Linked DNA regions of Homo sapiens: region 2 is linked to region 1. A link is a loop called in an ENCODE intact Hi-C map of the cell type or tissue named here. Cell type or tissue: Caco-2. All regions are shown on one strand. Each heading gives the region's core, and the rest is flanking DNA. Links, peaks and the distances in the headings are about the cores only.

Evidence for each region. A loop is a pair of places that touch in the nucleus more often than their neighbours do. Peaks named below come from ENCODE experiments on the same cell type or tissue, not always from the same donor. Only the 100,000 strongest peaks of a DNase experiment are listed, where the experiment ranks them.
Region 2: it touches region 1 in a loop (10-fold over the local background); 1 of 110 quality-filtered maps calls a loop at or near these places.

The regions. Positions count from the first base shown.
Region 1 is chr4:107,554,285-107,571,458 of GRCh38, reverse strand. The region is part of intron 2 of LOC105377358 (a long non-coding RNA gene); the gene reads left to right. Among named protein-coding and RNA genes, the nearest start is that of PAPSS1, 160 kb to the left of the region's middle. In Caco-2, for the core only: no CTCF peak of the experiment used is centred there; a DNase peak (open chromatin) is centred at 6,838.
Region 2 is chr4:107,628,275-107,636,274 of GRCh38, reverse strand. It overlaps PAPSS1 (3'-phosphoadenosine 5'-phosphosulfate synthase 1), which reads left to right. Exons shown (of 12, transcript NM_005443.5): 11 at 4,415-4,644. Among named protein-coding and RNA genes, the nearest start is that of PAPSS1, 88 kb to the left of the region's middle. In Caco-2, for the core only: no CTCF peak of the experiment used is centred there; no DNase peak of the experiment used is centred there.

The sequences.
Region 1 (17,174 bases), core at 3,541-11,540:
TTGTTTGATCTTTACCTAAAAACAAAAACAAAAAACCCATCAAGGTATCTAGAGGACCTTTAAAAAGATCACATATTAAGCATATCCTCTTTCTAAAGGCATATCTATATATGTGCAGATGCATAACTGGTTTGTGCATCTCTTTCTGTAGTTCTCCTGTGTAGACATATACATATACATCCATGTAGATGCACAGTTTCCCACAAGGAACAAAGGGAATCTCATAATGAAAAGCAACATTTTTTATGGGTCCATGCCAAGGTACCGGATCCTTGTTCTTTTCCAGTTGATTTAGCTTAATGATTCTCTGTCAGGCAAAAGCCTTTATGAATTCTGCATCATGTCCTATTCAATTACAGCAGCATGCTTGCCTCGGGTTTGCAAGGTTAAGCTTGAGATGATTTTTCCTCTAAGAATCTCTCCCATATTCAGTGACAAAATGAGATCAGTTACTGCTGGAGGAACATAATTATCAAAAAAGTTTTACTTTTTAGGACTTGTGCTTAAAAAAACTCTGCCTGGACAAGTTTTACCAACTTTGTTTAAAATCCACACCTAGTTTTTCATTTCTTTCCTCAGTTCAGTTACATATATGTCTTAGAACTGTGCTTTGAATTAGTTTTATGCTTAAGCAGACAGAATACATTGTCCACATACATGTTCCCTCTCAGCCTCATTCTTCTACAGAGAAGCATGGACAGAGCTCTGGGTTGGTCTATAAAAGCACTATCTGATAAAACTTTCTGTGATAAAATATTCTATAATCTCTTTTGCATGATATGGTGATCTCTAGCCACTGTGGCTGCTGGGCACTGAAAATGTGGCCAGTGTGACTGAGAAGTTGAATTTTGAAATATAATTTAAGTTTAATTCATTCAAATTTACATAGCTACATATGGCTAGGGGCTACTCTATTTCACACTGAGGTCTATAGGATTAAGCCCATTAAAATTTATTTAAAAATTTTAATTTATATATAATAATTGTACATCTTTATGGGGTATATGTGCTATGTTGATACATGCATACAATGTGTAATGATCAAATAAGGGTAATTGGGATATCCATCATCTCAAATATTTACCATTTATTTGCATTGTGAACATTCAAAATCCTGTCTTCTAGCTATGTTGAAATATACAATACATTATTATTAACTGTAGTCACCTTAAAACCCTATAGAACATGAAAACTTATTCCTTTTATCTAACTATAATTTTATACCCATTAACCAGTCTCTCTCTAGCTCTACCCTCTCAGGCTCTGGTAACTATTATATTACTCTACTCTCTATTTCTATGTGATCAACTCTTTCAGCTTCCACATATGAGTGAGAACATGTGGCATTTGTCTTTCTGTGCTTGACATATTTCCCTACATAATGTCCTCCAGTTTCATCCATGTTTCTGTGAATGACAGAATTTTTTTCTGTTTTATGGCTAAATTATATTTCATTATGTATATATACCACATTTTCTTTATCCATTCATTTGTTGATGGACACTTAGGATGATTCCATATCTTGGCTATTGTGAATAGAGCTGCAATACACATGGGAGTGCAGAGATCTCTTTGACTTATTGATTTCCTTTACTTTTGACATATGCCAGTAGTGGGATTTCTGGGTCATATAGCAGTTCTCCTTGTAGTTTCTTGAGGAAACTCCATACAGTTTTACATAGTTTCTGCACTAATATACATTAACAGTGTAGGAGTGTTTCCCTTTCTGCACATCTTCATTATTTTTTTGTTGCTGTCTTTTTGATAATAGCTATTTTAACTTGGGTGAGATTATATCTCATTGTGGTTTTTATTTTCATTTTCCTGATGGTTAGTTATGTTGAGCATATTTTCATATACATGCTGCCCATTTGTATGTCTTCTTTAGAGAAATGTCTATTCAGATCATTGTCTCATTTAAAAAATCACTTTTTTTTTTTTTGCTGTTGAGTTGTTTGAGTTTCTTATATAGTCTGATCATCACATCTCCCCTGCTAGGTAAGGATGATTTCTTTATATTAGTATATTCTGGATATTAATCCTTTGCTGGATGTATAGATTGCAAATATTTTCTCCCATTATGTAGATTGTCTCTTTCCTCTATTGATAGTTTCCTTTGCTGTCCAGAAGCATTTGAATTCAATATACTCCCATTTGTCTCTTTTTGCCTTTGTTGTGTGTGCTTTTGAGGACATACTAAAAAAAAAATCTCTTCCCAGACCAATTGTGAAGCATTTCCCATTTTCTTCTAGTAGTGTTATAGTTCCAGATCTTAGATTTAAATATTTAATCCATTTTAAGTTGATTTTTGTATATGGTGAAAGATAGGGGTCTAGTTCCATTCTTCTGCATATGGATATCCAGTTTTCCCAGCACTGCTGAGTGAAGAGACTGTTCTTTCTCCAACATATGTTCTTGGCTCCTTTGTTGAAAATCAGTTAGCAGTAAATGTGTGGATTTATTTCTTCATTTTCTATTCTGTTCCATTGGTCTATGTGTCTACTTTTATACCAGCACCATGCTGATTTGATTACTATAGCTTTGTAGTATATTTTGAAGTCATGTAGTGTGATGCCTCCAGCTTTATTCTTTTTGCTTAGGATTGCTTGGCTATTCAAGTTCTGTACAAATTTTAGGATTTGTTTCTATTTCTGTGAAGAGCATCATTGGTGTTTTAATAGTAATTGCATTGAATCTGTAGATTGCTTTGGGTGGTATGGATATTTTAGCAATATTAATTGTTGCAATCTATGAACATAGGATTTTAAAAAAAATTTTTGGTGTCCTCTTCAATTTTTTTCATCAATGTTTTACAGTTTTCATTGTGGAAATCTTTCACCTCTTTGGTTACATTTATTCCTAAGCATTTTATTTATTTTATAGCTACCATAAATGGGATTGCTTTCTCGATTTCTTTTTCAGATTGTTCACTACTGGCATGTAAAACTGCTACTGATTTTGTATGCTGATTTTGTATCCTGCAACTTTACTGAATTCATTTATAAGTTCTAGTAGTTTTTTGGTGGACTCTTTGGGCTTTTCTAAATATAAGATTATGTCATCCGGAAACAGCAGCAATTTGACTTCCTTTCCAATTTGAATGACTTTTTTTTTTTTTTCTCTTGCCTAATTGCTCTGACTAGGACTTCAAGAACTATATTGAATAAAAGTGGTGAAAGTGGGCAGCCTTATTTGTTCCACATCTTAGCAGAAGGGCTTTCAGCTTTTCACAATTTAGTATCATGTTAGTTGTGGGCCTGTCATATATAGCCTTTATTGTTTTGAAGTATGTTCCTTCTATGCCTAATTTGTTGATAGTTTTTGTCATGAAGAGATGTTGACTTTTTAACAAATACATTTCTGCATCTACTGTGGTTCTCATATGGTTTTTGTCCTTTACTCTGTTGATGAGATCTATGTTTATTAATTTGTATATGTTAAACCACCCCCACATTCCTACGATAAATCCTCCTTGACCTTATCATGGTTTATCATCCTTTTGATGTGCTGTTGGATCCACTTTGCTAGGATTTTGTTGAGGATTTTTGCATCTATGTTTATCATGAATATTGGCCTATAGTTTTCTTTTTTTGTTGTGTTTTTGTCTTCTTTTGATATTATGGTAATGTTGGCCTTGTAGTATAAGTTAGAATAAATTCTCTCCCCTTCAATTTTTTTTGGAATAGTTTGAGAAGAATTGGTACTAGTTCTTCATTAAGGGAAGTTTGGTAGAATTCAGCGTGAAACTAGCTGTTCCTGGGCTTTTCATTGTTGTGAGATTTTTTTTATTCCTGATTCAATCTTGTTACTTTTTATTGCTCTGGTCAGGTTTTCTATTTTTTTACGATTCAGTCTTGGTATGTCATATGTGTCCAGGAATTTATCTCTTTCTTCTAGGTTTTTCAATTTGTTGGCTATAGTTATTTATAATGGTCTCTAGTGATCTTTTGTATTTCTGTGGTATCAGCTGTAATATCTCCTTTTTCGTCTCTGATTTTATTTATTGGGTCTTCTCTCTTTTTTCTTTAGATAAAGCCTTCTTGATTTTGTTTATGTTTTCAAGAAACCAACTTTTCATTTTGTTGATTTGTTTATTCTTTGCCTCCATTTTATTTATTTCTGCTCCAATCTTTGTTATTTTTTTCTATCTACTGATTTTGGATTTGATTTATTCTTGCTTTTTTAGTTCCTTGAGGTACATTATTAGATTTTTTATTTAAAATATTTCTACTTTTTTGACATAGATGTTTATTGCTATAAACATTCCTCTTAGTACTGCTTTTGCTGTATCCCATACGTTGTGGTATCTTATGTTTACATTTTTATTTGCTTCAAAGCATTTTTAAATTTACGTCTTAATTTTTCCATTGACTCAGTGGTCATTGAGGAGCATGTTGTCTGTGTGTCCTTACAGGTGAGGTGAGTCTCTTGTAGGCAGAATATAGTTAAGTCTTGGTCTTAAAAAATCAATTCAGCCATTCTATATCTTTTAATTAGAGAATTTAACCCATTTATATTCAAGGTTATTATTGATAGGTGTAGACTTACTCCTACTATTTTGTTAATTGTTGTCTAGTTGTTCTATAGATCTTTCATTTTCTTCTTCCTCTCTTGCTTTCTTCCTTTGTGGTTTGATGGTCTTTCTGTAGTGGTAGTAGGCTTTGATTCTTTTCTTCCTATATTTTGTATATCTTTTATAGGCTTTTGCTTTATGGCTACCTGAGGCTTGCATAAAACAGCTTACACTTATAACATATCAACTTAAGGTGAAAACAGTTTAGAATTTAACTCTAAAAATTGCACTGAGATTTTGGCAAAATGCTACCATTCTTAAAATGTATTTATTTAGTTTTGAGACGGAGTTTTGCTCTTTTTGCCCAGACTGGAGTGCAATGGCATGATCTCAGCTCACCACAACCTTTGCCTCCTGGGTTCAAGCGATTCTCCTGCCTTAGCCTCACAAGCAGCTGGGATTACAGGCATGTGCCACTACGCCTGTCTAATTTTTTTGTATTTTTAGTAGGGATGGGTTTTCTCCATGTTGGTCAGGCTGGCCTTGAACTCCTGACCTCAGGTGTTCCACTCGCCTCAGCCTCCCAAAGTGCTGGGATTACAGGCATGAGCCACTGTGCCCAGCGCACTCTTGCTATTAATTACTATAACAAACTATCCCAAACTTAATGGCTTAAAATAGCAATTTATTGTTATTATTCATGATTCTGTGGGTTGAATGTACTTAGCTAGCTGAGCAGTTTTCACCTAGGCTCCCTCATGTGGTTGCAGTCACATGTCAAATGAGGATGGCATCATCTGATAGGTCATTTGAACTGATATCCAAATAGTTTTTTATTCCATGTCATGTGCATGGGCTGGTTTGACTGGAACAGCTAGGGGTTAGCCAGGTACCTCTCTCTTCAGTGAGCATCTACACATGACTAGCTTGAGGTTTCTCACAGCATGGCAATCTCAGGAAGCTGAAATTCTTCTATGGTGTTTGGCATCCCCTAGAGTGAGTGTTTGAGGAGACAGGAAGTAGAAGTTTCCATGTCCTTTAGACATGAAGACTAGCCCAGTGTCACTCCTTCTATGATCTATTGATTCATGCATTTAGCCTGCATAGATTTAAAAGAAAGTGGAATGGATGGGAAGAAAGCCAGAAGATTTGTGGCTATTTTTTGTTTTCCACAGCTACTCTGTAGAGTGACACATTCTGCTAATTGCAATCAGTGAAAATGTAAAAACAAATGCCTATACCTGACCAATAATTTCAATTTTCTGTCTTGAGACCAAGAAATTACAAGAAAAAATAATGCTTTTGGTTTTGTCTAAACTGTAGTGGGGAATTTCAACTTGAGGAGGAACTTAACCTAGGATTGATTTTTATTAGAGGAGCGAATACCGTGTGATGTGGTTATTTTCATGGTTCTTAAGTGATTGAGAACATTAAATTCTGGCTAGAAGTTCTCTCCATACTGCATGCGTATAAGTGCTGCTTTATTTCTGAATATGTAATGATTGTTTAGATTTCTTATTTAGTTAGGGAAGCTTAAGTGATTGGGTTTTTTTTAAATTAAGCTTTTTTTGATACTGTAACATTCAGCATCATGCTGATTTTTTCTTACAGAAATAATTAATAATCCCATGTTAACAAAAACTCATCAGTTTCTATAAGCAGTGCATAAGCTGGGTGTATCTGCATTTTTCATGTTGCTGTGCAGATAAGTGTGCTCATCTATTTGTGCTTCATTATACATTCAAAATATTTTTTCAGTTTGACATCAACGTTCTTCAACTTTCAAGCATCTGTATAGATTTCCTGTTGTCAGCCAGCTTCCACCTGTCTTGTCCAAGAGAATTATGTACAGGTGAACATTGCTTCTACCCTTAAAGGTTGACTGAATTACAGGACTGCTGTTCATAATTTTGTCTTGCCATTTGAAGTTAATCAATAACGTTCACAGAATACCATGAGATGGCCTGAGTCTAGGTCTCTGCATTATATGCAGGGTTAGCTCTTTCATCAAATGGAAGGTCTTCACTTATCTTGGGATTGGTCCTATATCCAGCTGCCACACTGTCAAATGGCTTCCCAAAGAAGCTTTTTGGATTGTTTTGATTTTTTTTTTGTACTTTGTTTCTTAGATCTTTATAACAGAGAGTGTTTTTTAGATAATCAAATTCAATAAGGCTTTAAGACCTATTTTGCAGGAGGAAATCTGGCTGTGTAGGGCTTTCTTGGTGTACACTGATCAAAGGAATGCTTTTCTTATCACTGTTTGGGGAACAGATTAAGCGGTGGCTGGTGCCCTGCTGATTCTTTGTTCCGTGGACTCCTTTCCTCTCTGCTGCTGTCATCTCTGTTCAGATCCCACAGTAAGTAACATAATCCCGTTCCTTTAGGCCTTGCCTTCATCTGCTTTAGTTCCATTTCCTCGGGCAGCTGCAGCTGAGACTCTGGCCTTTTTATTATCAGTAGCCATGGTGGCTGGTACCCAGCAAGGCTGTTTTAGCACAGAGAATGAGATGAATAATGGCTGTGGTTTCAGGGTTGGAGATGTTTGGCAGAACTGAGAAATCAGTGCCTGGGAACTGAAATGCAATTTGTTGTTCCCACACTTCAGAGGATTGCATCGTTTCTCCATCCTCACAGCTACTGTCTAGCCCAAACCATCAGCAACTCATCCACTCTTCCTCCTCTTCAGTACATTTTCCATCTATTGCCAGAGTGATGGTCTGAAGATGTGTACCTGATCAAGTCACTCCCCTATTCCCGTTGCTTCCCATTGATCTCAGCGTAAAGTCCAGTACCCTTACTGTGATCAGAACAGTGTCCACTTGTCAGACTGTTAACCTGAAACAACTTTGTAACAGATTTCATTTTTACTGATTTATCATACCCTGTGCCTTTATTTTCAATGCTTGCAATAAAGTGTGATCTGCGAAACACAACTTGTAAATTCACAGTGGTGAAAGTGCCTTAGATATTTGTAGTTACTCTTAATGCCCAGGTACAAAGAAGATCATAAGTCAAAAGTAACAAAGAGAAAAGAACTCTTCTTTTGTAGCAAGCCTTGATTCTCATTTCATATTGCTGGCCTTTGCTTCATGCATATGGTGTCTGGCCAACACCAGCTTTACATGAAAGGACTTCATCAGCTTTTAACAACCATATGGTAAAACCATCTACACATATTTCTTCTGATACCTTCAGGCACTGCTAAGCAGCTGGTATTAATGAATAAGAATGGCCAGTGAAATTATGGTATATTGTTGCTAGGAAGGAACAGTTTATAGCCAGGAGAATTACAGATTACTAGGCAAGAACACACAGGAATAGAAGGGATATGTGATTTCTGCATTTCATCTAGATGTGGCCACCTGTACTGCTTAAGGCAATACAATGCTTGGCTGATTAGCAAGGATTAATTCTATTCCTACTGATGGTGGTCCCAGGAGATGGAACCAATAGTTTCAATACCTATCAAAAGTGTTTCAGGGCCAATATCGCTAGCTGAAGCCACTGGTGGATCTATGAAAAGAGGTCCTGGTTAAGCAACAATAACAGCAACATTTTGTAATGTTGTCTTCTGGATTTTTCATCTTTGCTTGCATAAAACATTTATTTCCTCCCACTACATATGTTAAAATTTTTATTATGTCAAGACACAATGTCTATTATAAACTTTTAAGAGACTCAATTTCTACCATAACCAAGATGTAGAAATTTCTTCCTATCTACATGCGATTATTTTCAGCTTTATGTAAGCTTCGATGCAAAACTCAGTCTTTTTACTAGGTTTCACACAAAGAAATCCAAGCATATTTTTTGATAGTTTTCTTATTATAATTTGCATTTCACTTTGATGCATCCCTATTACAATAGCTTGAGTATTTGTTTCCTTCAGAGCCCTGGCCTCCAGCATCATCTTTTCCCTTATCCTTTGCCCAGTGCTAGCATTTTTTTTTTGACGCCTCTTTTTCTTCTCCACATTATTCATAGTAGGTTCCCTTTTTATCTGGAAACCTGACTGACTTTGATCAATAGGCTTAAGAAAAAGGTTTTACAGTGAAGTTTGTTGACCAAAATAGATACAATAAATTTTCTCTGATCCTTACACTGCAGTATGTTGGAAGTGGCCTTTTCCTTTTTCTAGTCTCTCTCTTTTTTTCTTACTTTCTGTTTGATGCCAATTTATTTTTATCAATTATTTGGCTCAAATGACCTGTTTTCATGTTTCAAAAAAAAATTTCCCTAAAGGGAATTTGAGTGCGAACTTCTATTTCTTAATAAAGTGCTTTTTGTATAGTCGGCCAAAATTATAGTATAAAGCAAGAATATTGAAAGTACTTAAGCTGATTCTACACAAATGTGGGAGTGAGAGTGTTCCCCCTAATCCCCTGTGCAGCTGTCAAGAGTTTCACCTACTCCTTTGGAACTTAGACTGTTCTAGGATATTTCAAAGGGATTATTCAAAAAGAAGGGGAAGACAGAGGCCAGACACATTCTCAGAGTTTGGACAGATTATAATTCCACTGGGCAGCTTTCAAGCTAAGTCCTAAGTGCTGCTGCAGGGAATTTCTTATCAGATATGGATGGAAAAGACAGTTATCTTGGGTTTCAAATGGATGCTATGAAAAGTGCTTTAAATCTTTTATAATTTATTATTATCATTATTATAAAATATAATATTTTTTGACACATAGCCAAGCCAGAATCAAAAGAAATCCACAAAGGGGCGTGTGGGAGTTGAAATTAAATTGGATGATGGAGTTATAGGAAGTAGATAAAGGTTTAAATGGCTGGGGCCTGGGATTTTGACATCTGCAGTGGAAGAGAAGTTTAGGTTGAAGGTCCTATAGGAATGAGAGCTAGAGTCGAGTATCCTAAATATATAATAGTGATAGCTGACAATTAACGAGTACTGTTATGGTTTGAAAGTGTGTGTCCTACCAGATTTATATGTCAAAACCTAATCACCAATGGGATAGTACTAGGAGATGGGGCCATTGAGAGGTGATTAGGTCATGAGGATGGAGCCCTCATGAATGGGCTTAGTGTCCTTATAAAAGAGGCCCTACTGAGCCGCCTTATCTCTTCCACCATGTGAAGACACAGGAGAAGGTGTCATCTAAGAACCAGGAAACAGCCCTTCACCAGACACCAAACCTAAAGGTGCCTTCATCTTAGACTTCCTTGCCTGCAGAACTGTGAGAAATTGCTGTTGTTTTATAAGCTATGGTATTTTGTTATGGCAGCCCGAATGGTCTAAAGTAAATACTATGTACCAGGAAATATGTGACGCATTGTAGCCTTTTAAAACTCTTAATGCTTCTGATAATCCTATGAAGTACATACCATTGTTATCTTAAAGCCATTAGTCATGAAAAAATAACTTGGGAAACAATTTCCACAGGAGTGTTAAATGTTACACTAGCCACGGTTGAAGAAAGGAGGAATAAATCACAAGATTTATCTGAGAATATTACACAACAGAAATACACATAGAAAATAAAAATGAAAGAATGTAGAAGAAAAAATATATAACACAAGAAACAAATTAAGAGACATGGAAAGAAAACAGAGAGTTTAATATGCATATAGTAAGGGGTCTAAAATTAGAGAAGGGAGAAATAAGAGGGAGAAAACATTGAAAGGGATAATAGGGAGTTTTGGTTGGCTCTGGGACAATGATGACCACTTAAATCTAGACCTCTCCAAAAACTCTCCCTCAAATCCTAAAATAAAAAATGAACCCAAAGGAGCCACACGTGATGTATGCCTACAGCCTTAGTAGGAAACAGAGAATCTTACAAATTCCAAATTACCTGTAAGTAGAGAAATAAATACAAATTCAAACGGAGTTACAGTTGCAGTTCCCACTGCTACAGCTGTCTATGGGTGCCCATGGTGGGAGAGAGGAACACGGAGGCCGTAGGTGTAGCATAGGTTTAAAAAAAAAAAAAAGCTACCATACAAAAAAGTCCTAACTATTAAATTGAGGTCTGGGACTTAGTTCACAGCACCAGCTACAAAGGGGAGTCTGGAATGTGAGTGAAACTGGAGGTAGCGGGCTGAGAGAAGCATTTCTTCTAAGGGAAAAGCAAGTACATAGAAAAAGAGATTTTCCTTTGGAGAAGTAACATGGAAGGAAAAGAAGGCAGTAAGGGGAAAATTAAGAATAACACAGAAATGAAAAGAAAAATAAGACATACCAGCTCTTCCCTTCCACCTGATAAAAGAAAAACTTCAGCCTAATTAAATTTAAAGGAGTTTAATTGAGCAACAAACGACCTGCTAATTGGGCAGCCATCTGAGCCAGAGTAGGCTCAAAGACTCCAGCACAGCACGTGGTGGAAGAAGAGTTATGGACAGAAAAAGGAAGTGATGTACAGAAAAGGAAAGTGAGGTAGAGAAACAGCCAGATTGGTTACAGCTTGATGTTTGCCTTATTTGAACACGGTTTGAACAGTTGACTAGATTTGGCCAAAACTCAATGATTGGCACAAGTGTAGGCTATGGTCTGTTTACACCTCCACTTGTTATAGTTCATGATGTACAGAAAAACCTTTAGGCAGAACTTAAAATATGTAAGGAGGCAGCTTTAGGCTAAACTTGGTTTAACACTCCCAACAACTAATATTATTCATTATAGAAACTGCGATGCACTGTTATGATGGAAGAGGGTGATATTGAACTAGAAATTCTTATGTCTAACACAGAAAAATCAGACTAACTCCATAAATGGTACTATAAATAGAAAATGAAAATAAAGTACTTCAGCTGATGAAAATTCTCACCAAAGAATCAATCAGTAAGCTGAATCATACTCTACAGTGAATTTAATATAATCGGGTAAATATTTGGAGCTATTATAAAAACACACAGCATAAAAACTCAATAAGAACAGAAATTGTTTTAAAAAATAAGAAATGTAATGAGGGTTGATTGAAATTGGGAAATAAATTAAGGGGTAAAAACAATCTCAGAAATGAAGATTAAATAGCAAGGTACCCAATGGGGAGTAGACTCAGATGATAATTCAATAAGAAGCATTTTAAGAAGACAGAAAAACAGCTAAGAGAAAATGATATAAAAAAGAAAGTAAAGGGTGATTAAATTAAAAAGACAATGAAAATCCAAATTAAGTATAATTGGAGTTGCTGAAAAACTAAAATGAAATAACAATGAAACAGAACTAATATTTAAAGCTGTAATCCAAGAAAACTTTATAAAAATGAGGGCAAACTTAAATCTAAATATTGAAAGGGCCTGTGGTGAACCTGGGAAAACTGATTTGAAATAGTAAACTCTAGTAAAGTTACTAAATTCTAAAGACTAATTCAAGAGCCTCAGGTCCAAATTACTAAAAAATTAAATTGGTATCAGATTTATCAAAATAAGGTAACAGTTGAGCAGCACTTTGGAGAACTCAAGAAGAATGAGAGATAAGTGTTTTTATATTCAGCCAAGTTATGTCTTAAGTGCTGTATGGGTTTCTTAGGGATACATTAACAACTTATTATAAACTTGGTGGTTTAAAACAGAAATGTATTCTCTTACAGTTCTGGAAGCTAGAAGTCTGAATCAAGCTGTTGGCATGGCCATGTGCCCTCTGAAGCCTCTAGGGAAGAATATTCCATGCCTCTTCCTAGCTTCTGGTGGCTTCTGGCAGTCCTTGGCATTTCTTGGCTTGTGGCTGTATCATTTCAATCTCTGTCTTTGTCTGCACATGGCCTTTCTCTGTATATCTCTCTATGTGTCTATGCCTAAATCTACCTCTCTTTTTGCTTATAAAGACACCAATCATTGGATTTAGAGCTCATTCTAAGTCTGGGATGATTTCATCTGGAGATCCTTGACTAATTACATGTGCAAAGACCCTGTTCCCAAATTGGGTTATGTTCACAGGCATGAGAAATTACAGCTTGAACATATCTTCTTGGTGGTCACAATTCAACCCACTACAAGTGCCAAAGCAAATATATATATATATATATATATATATATATATATATATTTAAAAATCACAAGAACTCAGAAAATACTAACAAGCTATTTCCAAGGAATCTAGCTTTATTTAACAGATAAATGACATTTAAGAAATCTAACTGCATTTAACTGAGCTTCATTTAACAGAGAAATGACAGGAAAAGCTTGGGCAAGAGAACTAATGTTGAATATTTAATAAATTTAGTTGTATACCTAAGACTAAAGGAGGCTGGTGACATGGGTGAAAGGGTGGTATGTCAACATTATATAGTCTTAAGAAGGAGAAAGAATGCAACTAAAAATGGGAAGAGTGGGGAATGAGAAAGGGAAAGTGGAGTAAGGTCATTGACTGCTCTGTAGATAATAGGTAGGAGTCAAGGGATACCATTTTATAAGTTGATAAACTGATGATAAGAAAAAGTAAGAGGGAATTAGAGCATACGTCCAAAGAGGACCAGTAGAACAAAAAATTAAATCATCCTAAACATCAAGAAATTGAGAATAAATATTAAGAAAAATGCAAACAAGACATGCCATATAGAAGATACACAATCTTACATAAACTTTGCAGTAACTGTAACATAAAGTAATATGATTGTATTTAGATCAACTGTGTCAATAAATGTAAATAGGCTTAAATTGCCCATAAAAAGAAAAAAGCTTTCTTATTGTCTCATATAGCAACCCTAACTCTATGCTGATTAAAAAAGAAATACGTAAAGCAATGGGAGTTAAAAAAGCTAAAAATACAATGATGGGCAAATTTATACTGGGCTGATATAAACCTATTATCAGACAAAACAGATTTCATGGCAAAAATAGTTAATCAGATAAAAAAGAACACTTTATAATACTACAAGCCACAGTTTACAGCTAAAAAATAATAGTTATGAATACCTATGTTTTAAACAGCACAATTATCAGTATTATAAAGCAGAAACTACAAAAGATAAAAAGGAGAATACATAGAAACATAATAATAATAAGAGACTAGAAATCACCACCCACAATACCAACTAGATGAAGTAGACAAAGGAAAAGGTAAGGATATAGAAGAGCCAAAGAACATAGAAATTTTAAAGGAGTTCAAAACCAAAAACAATCTTTCATGTGGATATTAAAAAGCCTTTTTAAAAAAACAAATCTTGAGTGAAAGAGGAAATGCAAACATAACTTACAGATTTCTGAAAAATAATGATGAAACACTACATAACCACACCTGTGAGACATATTTAGAGCAGAGATCAGACGGAACAATTATGAAGAATAACCCCAAACACCTATATCAATAAAAATGAAAGAATAAAAATAAACACATTAAATCCTAAGTAAATAAAGCCAGAAACAGAACAATAAAGCAAACCAAAAGGAAGCATCAGGCAGGATATAATAAATTCTAAACAATATTTAATGAGGCAGAAAACAGAGAAATAGCAGGGTAAATTAATAAATAAAAATACTGATTCTTTAAAAAAATCATAAAAATACAATAACCAATAGCTAAAATAATCAAGGAAAAATATACAGATATACAAATTAAGAAATGACAAAAGGAAAATAATTATTAATAAAGAGGAAACATATATCATAACTGAATAATTTGCCTATCTCTATGCAAATAAACTTAAAATCAAATTTACCAAAATTGATCCTAGTAGAAAGAGAAAGTTTCAATAGACTAATGTTCTTAGAAGAAATAGAGAGACTTATCAGGGAACTAACACACAAGAAAATACCAACCCTAGAAGTTTTCACAGGGGAAATGTAGCCAAATCCTAAATATTAGGTAAATTGATGAGATATAACTTGTTTTAGAGCAATGAAAATGAAGAAAATAAGGAACACCATCCAAATTCTTTAAATAAAGTGAATTAAACATTTATCTCTAAGTTTGATAAAATAGTGGTACTAAAACACTCATGAATATTGATGTAACATTTTTAAATAAAATATTAATGAACAGAATCAATTATCGTATTAACAACACAATAAACTATGACCAAATGTGATGTATATAAAGAACGAAAAGATGATTTCACATTAAAAATTTTATTAATATGATTCACCATATAATAGGTCTCACGACAAAAAAAATCATATGAATATTCCCATAGATGCTGAAAAAAGCCTTTGACAAAGTTTCATTCTAACAAAAACACTTAGGAAAAACAGAGATAAATGGATATTTTCTTGACATAATAAAATAACATATACTTGAATCCTACAGGGACCCGGAGCAAGATGCGTTAAGTCCACCATCTCCAATATTATTTAATATTGTGTTGGAAGTATAAGCCAATGTGATTAAAGAAAGAAAAACAATTGGAGACAATAAGTATTAAAAAAAAAGAATCAACTAGTTGCAGACAGTAACTTAAAAATATGCTAGAGAATCAATAATAAAACTAACTCAAGCATTAAAAGATTTTAACAAGGGAGCAGAATATAAAATTAACAGGCTAAAATAAATAGCATATATAAATATATATAAAATATATAAAAATATATATATAAATATATATAAAATATATATATAAATATATAAAAATATATATAAAATATATATATAAATATAAATAAATACATATAAATATATATAAATACATATAAATATATATAAATATATATAAATATATATAAATATATATAAATATATATATAAATATATATATAAATATATATATAAATATATATATATAACAATTTGGGAGTTATAATGAAAGAAAAACTCCATTTAAGATAGCCTTAAAGAAATAAGTAAACAAAATGCTTAGCACAGCTTAAAAAATGTGCAAAATCTATATGAGAATCATAAAGTGTTCCTAAATAACACAAATGGAAACCATTCTTTTTCTTTGATAAAGCATCCAATTTCATTCTCTTTAAGTGATACGTACATTTGTGATCCCAACAAACATACCAACAAGCTTTCTACCTGAAGGAAATCAAGCTGATACTGAAGTTTATACAGAAGGAGAAACACATAAGAAGAGCTAAGAAAACACTGAGAAGGAGGCACTATGGGTTGGTGGGGTAGGGGAGGACTAAAATGTCTCTCTATAAAAAAGGTTTTTGATATTAATAATAAAGCTAATCAATAATTAAAATAATAAGGTGTTGGTGCTTGAAAACTAAGACCAATGGAATAGAATAGAAAATTCAAACTACACTCGGGCAAAGATGAATTTTGAAAAATAAATGGTGCTAGTAAAACCAAATAATCATTTGGAACAAAAAAATGAGAACTATTCCTCATACCAACTACAAGAATAAACTTCAAATGGATCAGAGATCTAAATGCGAAAATTAAACTCAAAGAAAACATTGGCGAATTCCTCCATAATCCATATATAAGAAAAGCCTTCTAAATATGACTTAAAATACTGATGCATTAAAAGACTGAAAAATTTGCCTACATTAAAAAAATTTTATAAGAAATAACACCATTAGCAAAGTTAAAAGATAAATGACAAGTTGTGAAAAAAATGTCTCAACGTGTATCACAAAGTACTGACACTGACATCCCTAATATATATAAAAATATTAATAATTAAGGAAAGAAGACCAAAAATTCAATTGAAAAATGGGCAAGATATATGAACTGACAACACAAAAGTAATATAAAATGGCTCTCAAACATATGAAAATGCATTCAACTTTTCTCATAATAAGAAAAATGCAAATCAAAACTATACTGAGATAACATTTCTTAGGTTGGCAAAAATTTAAAAATATTACAACACATTCTGTTGGCAAGGCTATGAGGAAACAACTCATCTTCTCCACTGCAGATGGGAATACAAAAATGGAAGATCCTCTATGGAGGGGAATTTGTCAATATATAATATAATTACATATGTATTTACTCTTTGACCTAGCAACCCCATTTTTAGAAATTTACTCTAAAATTAACCAAAATATAAACAATGTATGCATAGAATTATTCTTTTCAGCATTATTTGTAACTGCAGGATGCTGCAAACAACCTAAATGCCCATACATTAGAGATTAATTGGCTAAATTATGGCACATTTACATGATGGAGTACTATGTAGCTACAAAAAATGATAAGGATTCTGAGTTAAGATTCTACTATGAACTTACATGGAGTAATGTTTAGACTATATTGTTAAACAAAAAATTAAAGCACACACACATACACCCAAATTTTTTGTTTAAGAAAATGGGGAAGTAAAAAAATACATGCATCTATTTATACATGCAAAAAGAAATATAGGAGAAATAAGAGAGGAATTAATAAAATAGCTCATATAAGGGGTTAAGGGGACCACAGATAATAGGTCAATAAAATGAAATTTAGTAAATATATAGAAAATTTTAATGATACAATTAATAAGCTTGATTTAGAGAGCATTTAGATACCACTGAGCTGAAAAATTAGAAAACACTTTTTTTCTAAGTACAACATGAACATACATAAAATTTGCTCAACTATTTGATTTCATAGAATATGGTTATATTCTTTGTCCAAAATAACCTTAGATTATAAATCAACAACAAAATATATTTAACCAATTCTGATACATTTAGAATACAGAAAACGTAACAGTAAGAGTTGAAGATGAAATCAAAATTAGAATTTTGAAATATTTGTAATAGATGGCAATACAACTACTGCATGTTGAAATTAGCAAGATACAGCTATAGCAGCACTCAGAGGGAG
Region 2 (8,000 bases), core at 1-8,000, 68 kb before region 1:
AGTTCCCTGCTGTTTAGGAATTTAATTCAATAACAACACCCAATTGAAGGATCTTTGAGTTAGTTTCTGTCTTTTGACAACCCGTAATGAATCCTGAAATGAACCTTTTTTGCATATTTGCCTCACAATATTTCTGGAATTGAAATTGCTTGGGTTGTTTGACATGTTATCAAAATCTTGACTTTCGGATATCTTATACCCAGTTTTCTTTCACATAAGCAGAGCAAAGTAGTATAATACTGTTTAAAAAGGTAATCACTGTGCACTCACATGCCTGCTTTGTCACTGACTTTGAAATACTGGAAGCTTGAAAGTTTGTGACTGACAAGATAAACAGAGAAGCACACTTACTAAGCCAGGGGTCTCTGTGTACCTATGTCACCAAGTCCATGAAACACCACAGCTTCCAGAAAATGCAACTGTTGTGCTATTTCGGGTGATAAGAATATTTTAAAGTCTTATAAAGTAATGTTTATTACATAATTTTTTAGTTTCATGGTCCCAGCATGTAGATTATTCTTTCTGTAAGGCTATTACCAGCATATAAATTTATGTTAGTGGTTTTATTTATTTATTTATTTATTTTTTAAGTGGTTTTATTTTTAAAATGTTAACTCACTGGTCACATCCTATTTTTTCTCCTTTTTGTTTCCTATAATTGCCTCACTTTATCATAAAAACAGTTTGTAGGAGATTGGAAGTATGTAGAGGAAAGCAGTCCTTATTTGCTCCACCTATTTCCTTTAATTATTGGCCTGCGTTTAAATGCAGAGGTCATTGAATTGACATGTTGGATGAGCATCTTCTTGGCTTTGTTGATGACAAAAAGAATCATATTTGTGGAAATATTTTTCTCTTTAATTCTTTTAGTTTATTTTAAGCTGTACCCTAGTGAAAAAAGATCAGCAAATGTATACCATATTAATGCTTGGGAATAAAATACAGTATAAAAGTTAAGATTTTTTTCCCTCGAGTTTTTTCTCTCACTTTTTGTTTTTAGCAGTCATCTTTAGGGAACTTGTCTTTTTCAAACAGTAGGTTTCTTTGGTCAGGGAACTGGAAATTGATGAAGTCTATCTAAAAAAGTGTATTCATGTTTTAGTCAAGGCTAATAGAATATAAAAAATAAGGAAAAATAAAACATTTTAGAAAAAACTTTAAAAATATGTCTAGAATAGGCCAAGCGCGGTGGCTCACGCCTGTAATCCTGGCACTTTGGGAGGCCAAGGCGGGCGGATCACAAGGTCAGGAGATCGAGACCATCCTGGCTAACACGGTAAAACCCCGTCTCTACTAAAAATACAAAAAAATTAGCTGGGCGTGGTAGCGGGCGCCTGTAGTCCCAGCTACTCGGGAGACTGAGGCAGGAGAATGGTGTGAACCCAGGAGGCGGAGCTTGCACTGAGCCGAGATCGTCACTGCACTCCAGCCTGGGCGACACAGCGAGACTCCATCTCAAAAAAAAAAAAAAAAAAAATGTCTAGAATATTGTAGAAATTTTAGATCTTGTGAATATTTTTTGCAAAATTTAGACATCTTTTAATTTTTTTTCCAACTTGTGTAATGTATACAAAATCTTATGGTTCATATACTTTGGAATACATTTAAGCAATGTGAGTTAGGAACCCTATGAACCAAATTAGGTAAAATATGAGCTACATTTTAAGAAATGTATTTCTTTGGGTTTATTTTAAATGATGTGTAGATAACATATCTTGTTAATTTTGTTGGTAAATTTGAACCTTAATAAAATGATCCACCATTTACTTGGAAAAAGTAAAACATGGTGGGAATGTAAATTAATATTACTTCCTAAAAATGTCTTGCATGAACCTCAGATGCACAGAATTGGATTAATCATTATCTGTGGTACGTGATGCCTTGTCATTAGCCCCTGAATTAATTGCTCTTCTTAATCTTGATTATGTATGTATTTGTTATTTTTAAAAACTATTTAATGGCCAGGCACGGTGGCTTACACCTGTAATCCCAGCACTTTGGGAGGCTGAGGTGGGAGGGTCATTTCAGCACGGGAGTTCAAGACTAGCCTGGGGAACATGGCAAGACCTTGTCTCTACAAAAAATAAAAAATAGCCAGGCATGGTGGCGCATCTCTGTGGTCCCAGCTGCTTGGGAGGCTGAGATGGGAGGATTGCCTGAGCCCGGGAGGCTGAACCTGCAGTAAACCATTTTTGCACCACTGCACTCCAGCCTGAGTGACAGAGTAAGACCCTGTCTCAAAACCAATAAACAGACTATTTAATGAACAACATAGAATTGCTGCTAATTTGATAAGTATGACTTATAATCTAGCAGGTACTGCTACCAATCCCATTCTTTTTTTTTTTTTTTTTTTGAGACGGAGTCTCGTTCTTTCGCCCAGGCCGGACTGCAGTGGTGCTATCTCAGCTCACTGCAAGCTCCGCCTCCCGGGTTCACGCCATTCTCCTGCCTCAGCCTCCCGAGTAGCTGTGACTACAGACACCCGCCACCACACCCGGCTAATTTTTTGTATTTTTAGTAGAGATGGGGTTTCACCGTGTTAGCCAGGATGGTCTCAATCTCCTGACCTCGTGATCTGCCCGCCTCAGCCTCCCAAAGTGCTGGGATTACAGGCATGAGCCACTGTGCCCAGCCACCAATCCCATTCTTTTTACGCTGCCATTTCCATCATCCACCACCCCCCACCCCAGATAATCTCTGTCCTGAATTTTGTATTTTTTCCCTTATCTTTACACACATACACACACAGTTTTATTATTATGTTAAACTGTGTGGTCATGAAGCAGGTTAGAGCAAGGTACACAGAAACCTGGCAAAGCTATGCAAGTGGAAAAAAATCAAGGTAATCATTAACTCTAGGAAAAACAGTTGTGCAAAAAGGGGATTAAAATAGAGATAATAGTGGCTAATATTTCTTGTATATTTACTGTGTGCCAGGTATTATTCTAAGACCTCACATGTTTCATTTATTAATTTTCTTAAAACTTCTATGAGATAAATACTATTATAATCCTCACTTTACAGATGAATATTGATTTCATCAAAAATGTTGATATCACTGTACCTGTTGGGGAATAAGAACCTCATTAAATACTCGAATATGGTAGGAAGTCTAAGTGATGTGGAAATAAGGTCTATGTTATATACTATGTAAAATTAAACAGTCATAACAAAGTGTAAGCATGCTGTTTGAAAACATGCAGGCAAACATCAGTAGAAACAACTTAAAAAGTTGAAACCCCTCAGGGTGAACAATTCAAGTGTGAGGTATGGAATTGCACTCTTACTATTGCACTTTCTAAACTATGTTGGTAAATAGATAAGTACCTGGTATGCAGGAGATTACCAGGAGAGAGAAAATGAAAACAAAACAATAAAAGATGATTTGGTTATTTATGTGTAGTGGTTATCATTTATACCTTATTTTAATATGGAACAGTGATGGTTTTATAAATTATTAAATAATGGAGACTTACACTGAAAGGAAGCTAAAACCAAATTTCTAGGCCTGAGTTTATCCTAAACTTTATTGGCCAGTCATTTAACCTTTCGGGGGCTTCACTTTCTTCAAATTTTATGGAGAATGTTGAACTAGAGATGATCTTTTACTGTCACTTTAAATTCTAAAGTTTCATTATTCTAGGTATTAGACTAATTTTTGTTTTTTAATAATAGGTCTTACTAGGCCTGAAACTAGAGGCTTCAAGGCTAGTTTTGGATGCAGCATGGCCGTTTACTCACAACCAATCTTTTTTTTTTTAACTAGTATTAGGCATATGTTATAAGATTAGTTATATATTAGTTATACGATTTTCTCAGTACTAGTTTATGTAAGTACCTACATGTCATTTTTATCCAACAGGGTTTTTTTTTTAACCTGTTAAAGTATAATATACAGAAAAGTTCATAAATTATAAGTGTGTATATATCTCAATGAACTTTTACAGTGAGCACACCCTAATTACCAGCACCCAGATACTGGATCAAGAAACAGAGCATTACCATGATTCCAGAAGCTCCTTGCAGTTGCCTCCCTCCAGGGATCAGCCATTATCCTGACTTCTAACCTCATATATTAGATTTTGAGCTGTGTAAATGGCATCTGGTAGTTGTGTAAAATCAAACATCTAGACACATGTATGTTTACATATATCTTATAAGTAATACATAAATATATATACATATATATCCATAAATATTTGTGGATATATGCTTTTAATCTTTTGGTTTGGGGGAGGTTTTTGTTTTTTGTTAGTTTTGTTTCTGGCTTCCCAGGATGATACATCTAAATTTGTTGAGATTTCCTACCGATAATGATTTTATAAAAAGCATATGCATTTATTATCCACTTACTATTTCTAAGTACATAGTCATAAAAGCAAAGTTACCTAAAATGAAACTTTTATTCTAGGTCCAGTGGCATTGCAGAGCACGGATGGTTGCAGGAGCCAACTTTTACATTGTTGGACGAGACCCTGCTGGCATGCCTCATCCAGAAACAGGGAAGGATCTTTATGAGCCAAGTCATGGTGCCAAAGTGCTGACGATGGCCCCTGGTTTAATCACTTTGGAAATAGTTCCCTTTCGAGTTGCAGCTTACAACAAGAAAAAGAAGCGTATGGACTACTATGACTCTGAACAGTAAGTCTTACATTCTCTGTACAAATCTTTGAAGTACTTCGTGGTCTAGCTGCTCCCAGGGATTTAGCTTATTGTCTAATCTTTACTGATGACAGGTTTTGTGGTACTCATGTCAGAGAAAGGTAAACCCAGAAAAGTAATTTCCCAACATTCTGGAAATTAGAAGTAGAAATAAAACTTGAATCTAGTTTCATGGTTTCAGGAATTTTGTTTTGAAGTCTGTAAGGACAATATTGTTATTTCTCTGCCTACTGTGTCTGCTATAGCTTACTGAGCATAACTAGTTTGAGGACTTAGTGATGTTTACTCTGGTAAGCCCAGGGAGTCTATGTATGGAGAGAGAATTTAGCTAATATTTGTGCAATCACTATGTGACAGGCAATGTCCTAATTATTTACAAGTATTAAATTATTTATAGGTTGTGTATCCCTTGTATGAAATGCTTGGGGCCAGAAGTGTTTTTGATTTTGGATTCCTTCAGATTTTGGAATATTTGAATATTTGAATGAGGTACCTTGGGGATGGGACTCAATTCTAAACATGAAATTCATTTATGTTTCAAATATACCTTATATGTATAGCCTGGAGGTAACTGTATACAATATTTTACATAATTTTGTGCATGAAACAATTTGTGTACATTGAGCCATCAGAAAGCAAAGGTGTCAGAGATGGAATTTTCCACTTTTGTCATGTTGGTGCTCAAAAATTTTCAGATTTTGGAGTATTTTGGATTGTGGATTGGGGTGCTCAACTTGTATTTTCCACAACAATCTCTAAAGTAGGTGCTGTTACCTCCATTTTGTAGGTGAGTATCTAGAGGCATACAAAGGCTAAGTAGCTTGTATAAGGTCACAGGACTAGTAAATGGCAGCTCAGCAGATGAACCCAGGCAGTCTGGTTTTAGAGTCTGTGGTCTTAATCATTAACAGCACAACTTCTGTCTTCAAAGATCTTAGGAAGAGCAAAAAAACCCAAGCTTTTAGTACAAATTATTGGTAGTATTGAACATTGTATTTATCCGTTTTCACAGTGCTATAAAAAACGACATGAGACTGGATAATTTGTAAACAAAAGAGGTTTAATTGACTCACGGTTCTGCATGGCTGGGGAGTGAAGGAGAAGCAAAGCACGATTTACATGGCCACAGGAAAGAGAACAAAGTGGGGAAGTGCCACACTTTTAAACCGTCAGATCTATGAGAACTCACTATCTTGTAAACAGCATGGGGGAAACTGCACCCATGATCTAATCACCTTCCACCAGGTTCCTCCCCTGACATGTGGGGATTATAATTCAAGATGGAATTTGTGTGGGAACACAGAGCCAAACTATATCAAACATACGTGAGGGGACTTCAAAAAGTTTGTGGAAAATGGAATTAAAACATAAAAATAAAAAATGTAAACTTTATTTCTTAACATAAGCTCCATCAAGATCAGGACACTTTTGTGAGTGATGATACCAGTCATTTAATCCATTCCTGAAGGATGAGGGTATCTGGAGATCTGGAGACTAGGGATAAAAAAGAACCAAGGGTCCTGGGAATTTAACCATGTCAATGTAGTCTTTTTTGACTGAAGAAAAATGGGTGCCCCTTAAAGATTTTTTAAGATTAGGAAATGAAGCCAGAAAGAGCCAAATTAGGACCTTAGAGGTGGATGCCTAATAATGTCCCATTGAAATTCCTGTAAAATTGCCCTTGTTTGATGAGAGGAATGAGCAGGAGCATTGCCATGGTGGAGAGGGACTCTCTGGTGAAGCTTTCCTGGGCGTTTTTCCACTAAAGATTTGGCTAACTTTCTCAAAACATTCTCATAATAAGTAGATGTTATTGTTCTTTGGCCCTCCAGAAAGTCAACAAGCAAAATGCCTTGAGCATCCCAAAAAACTGTTTCCACGACCTTTGCTCTTGACTGGTTCACTTTTGCTTTGACTGGACCACTTCTGCCTCTTAGTAGTCATTGCTTGGTTGTGCTTTATTTTCAGGATTGTGCTCGTAAAGCCACGTTTGATCTCCTCCCTCAGTTCTTACCAGGATCTTGATCCCACTTGTTTAAAATGTCCATTGAAAGCTTTGCTCTTGTCTGCAGCTGATCTGGGTGTAGTGGTTTTGGCACCAGTCAAGTGGAAAGTTTGCTCAACTTTAATTTTACAGTCAGAATCGTGTAAGCCAAACCAACTGAGATGTCTATGGTGTTGGCTTTTGTCTCTACTATCAAAATTGTTGGTCCTGGGCATGGGCAAGATTAATTTCTTCCTTGAAAATTTATGTGGTCTGCCACTATGGGCATCATCTCCAACATCATTTTGTCCCTTCTTAAAATGTAAACTGCTGATTTCTTTGGGACATTATCCCCATAAACTATTGCTGAAGCATCAGTGATTTCACCATTCTTTTTACCCAAGCTTAACCATAAAGTTGATGTTTGTTCTTGCTTCAGTTTTAGCAGAACTCATATTGCCCTGATAGGGGCTCTTTTTCAAACTGATGTCTTACCCTTCTTAGTGCCTCAAACTAGATCCTGTTCAGACATGTTATAATCAGTTAGTGTGAGTTTATTTTGGTGAAAAATGGAAATCCATGCATAGTTGTTTTTGATAATGAACATTTTCCATGAACCTTTTGGAGGCCCCTTGTATCTGTCTCTCTTTGACTGACAGAATTGTATTAACTTTCATCTATAGGTAGTACACTCTGTAAGTTTAAAGTGGTAGTGTGAAGCTGTAAACTCTGAAGTTGTGGGTTATAGCCCTGTCCTTGCTATATAACTTGAGAGTCCTGTCTTCTCTGCCCTGTTTCCTTGTCTCTGGAATAAAGGCAGTGGACAGGGTGATTCCCTCTTAGCCCAAAATGTGTAGCTCTTTGCATTATCTATAGCACCTAGTTATTTTTACACCTTAGTAGGTACTTGTACATATGAAATGTTTTGTGCTTGACCTTTATTTAGTATACCTGCTCTTTTAGTACAAATCACAATCCACATTCAGCAAGCAAACAGATAATACAACAAGCAAAACAGATAATTTTTTTAATTTACATTTTTATCAGTGTCAGCTCTACTGACATGTGCTAATTGGAAATTGACTATGGCCTAGTAACCATTAGTCTGAAAGCTGCCATCCTTTCCCATGATACTTCATAGTTGGTTCCCCATTTAGGAATAATGTAGCCCTGACCCTGTGTCCTCATTTTTATGGCTCATTTTGTAATAGTGGGGACAGAAGAGAAAAAGAAACCTTTAAAAAATTAAAACAACATTCTCTTGTTTCTAAAATGGATGTAGTTTGTTGTCATTTGATTTATTTGAAATAAATGATAAGTTGTCTGGAGAAAGAAATACTATTATTACCAG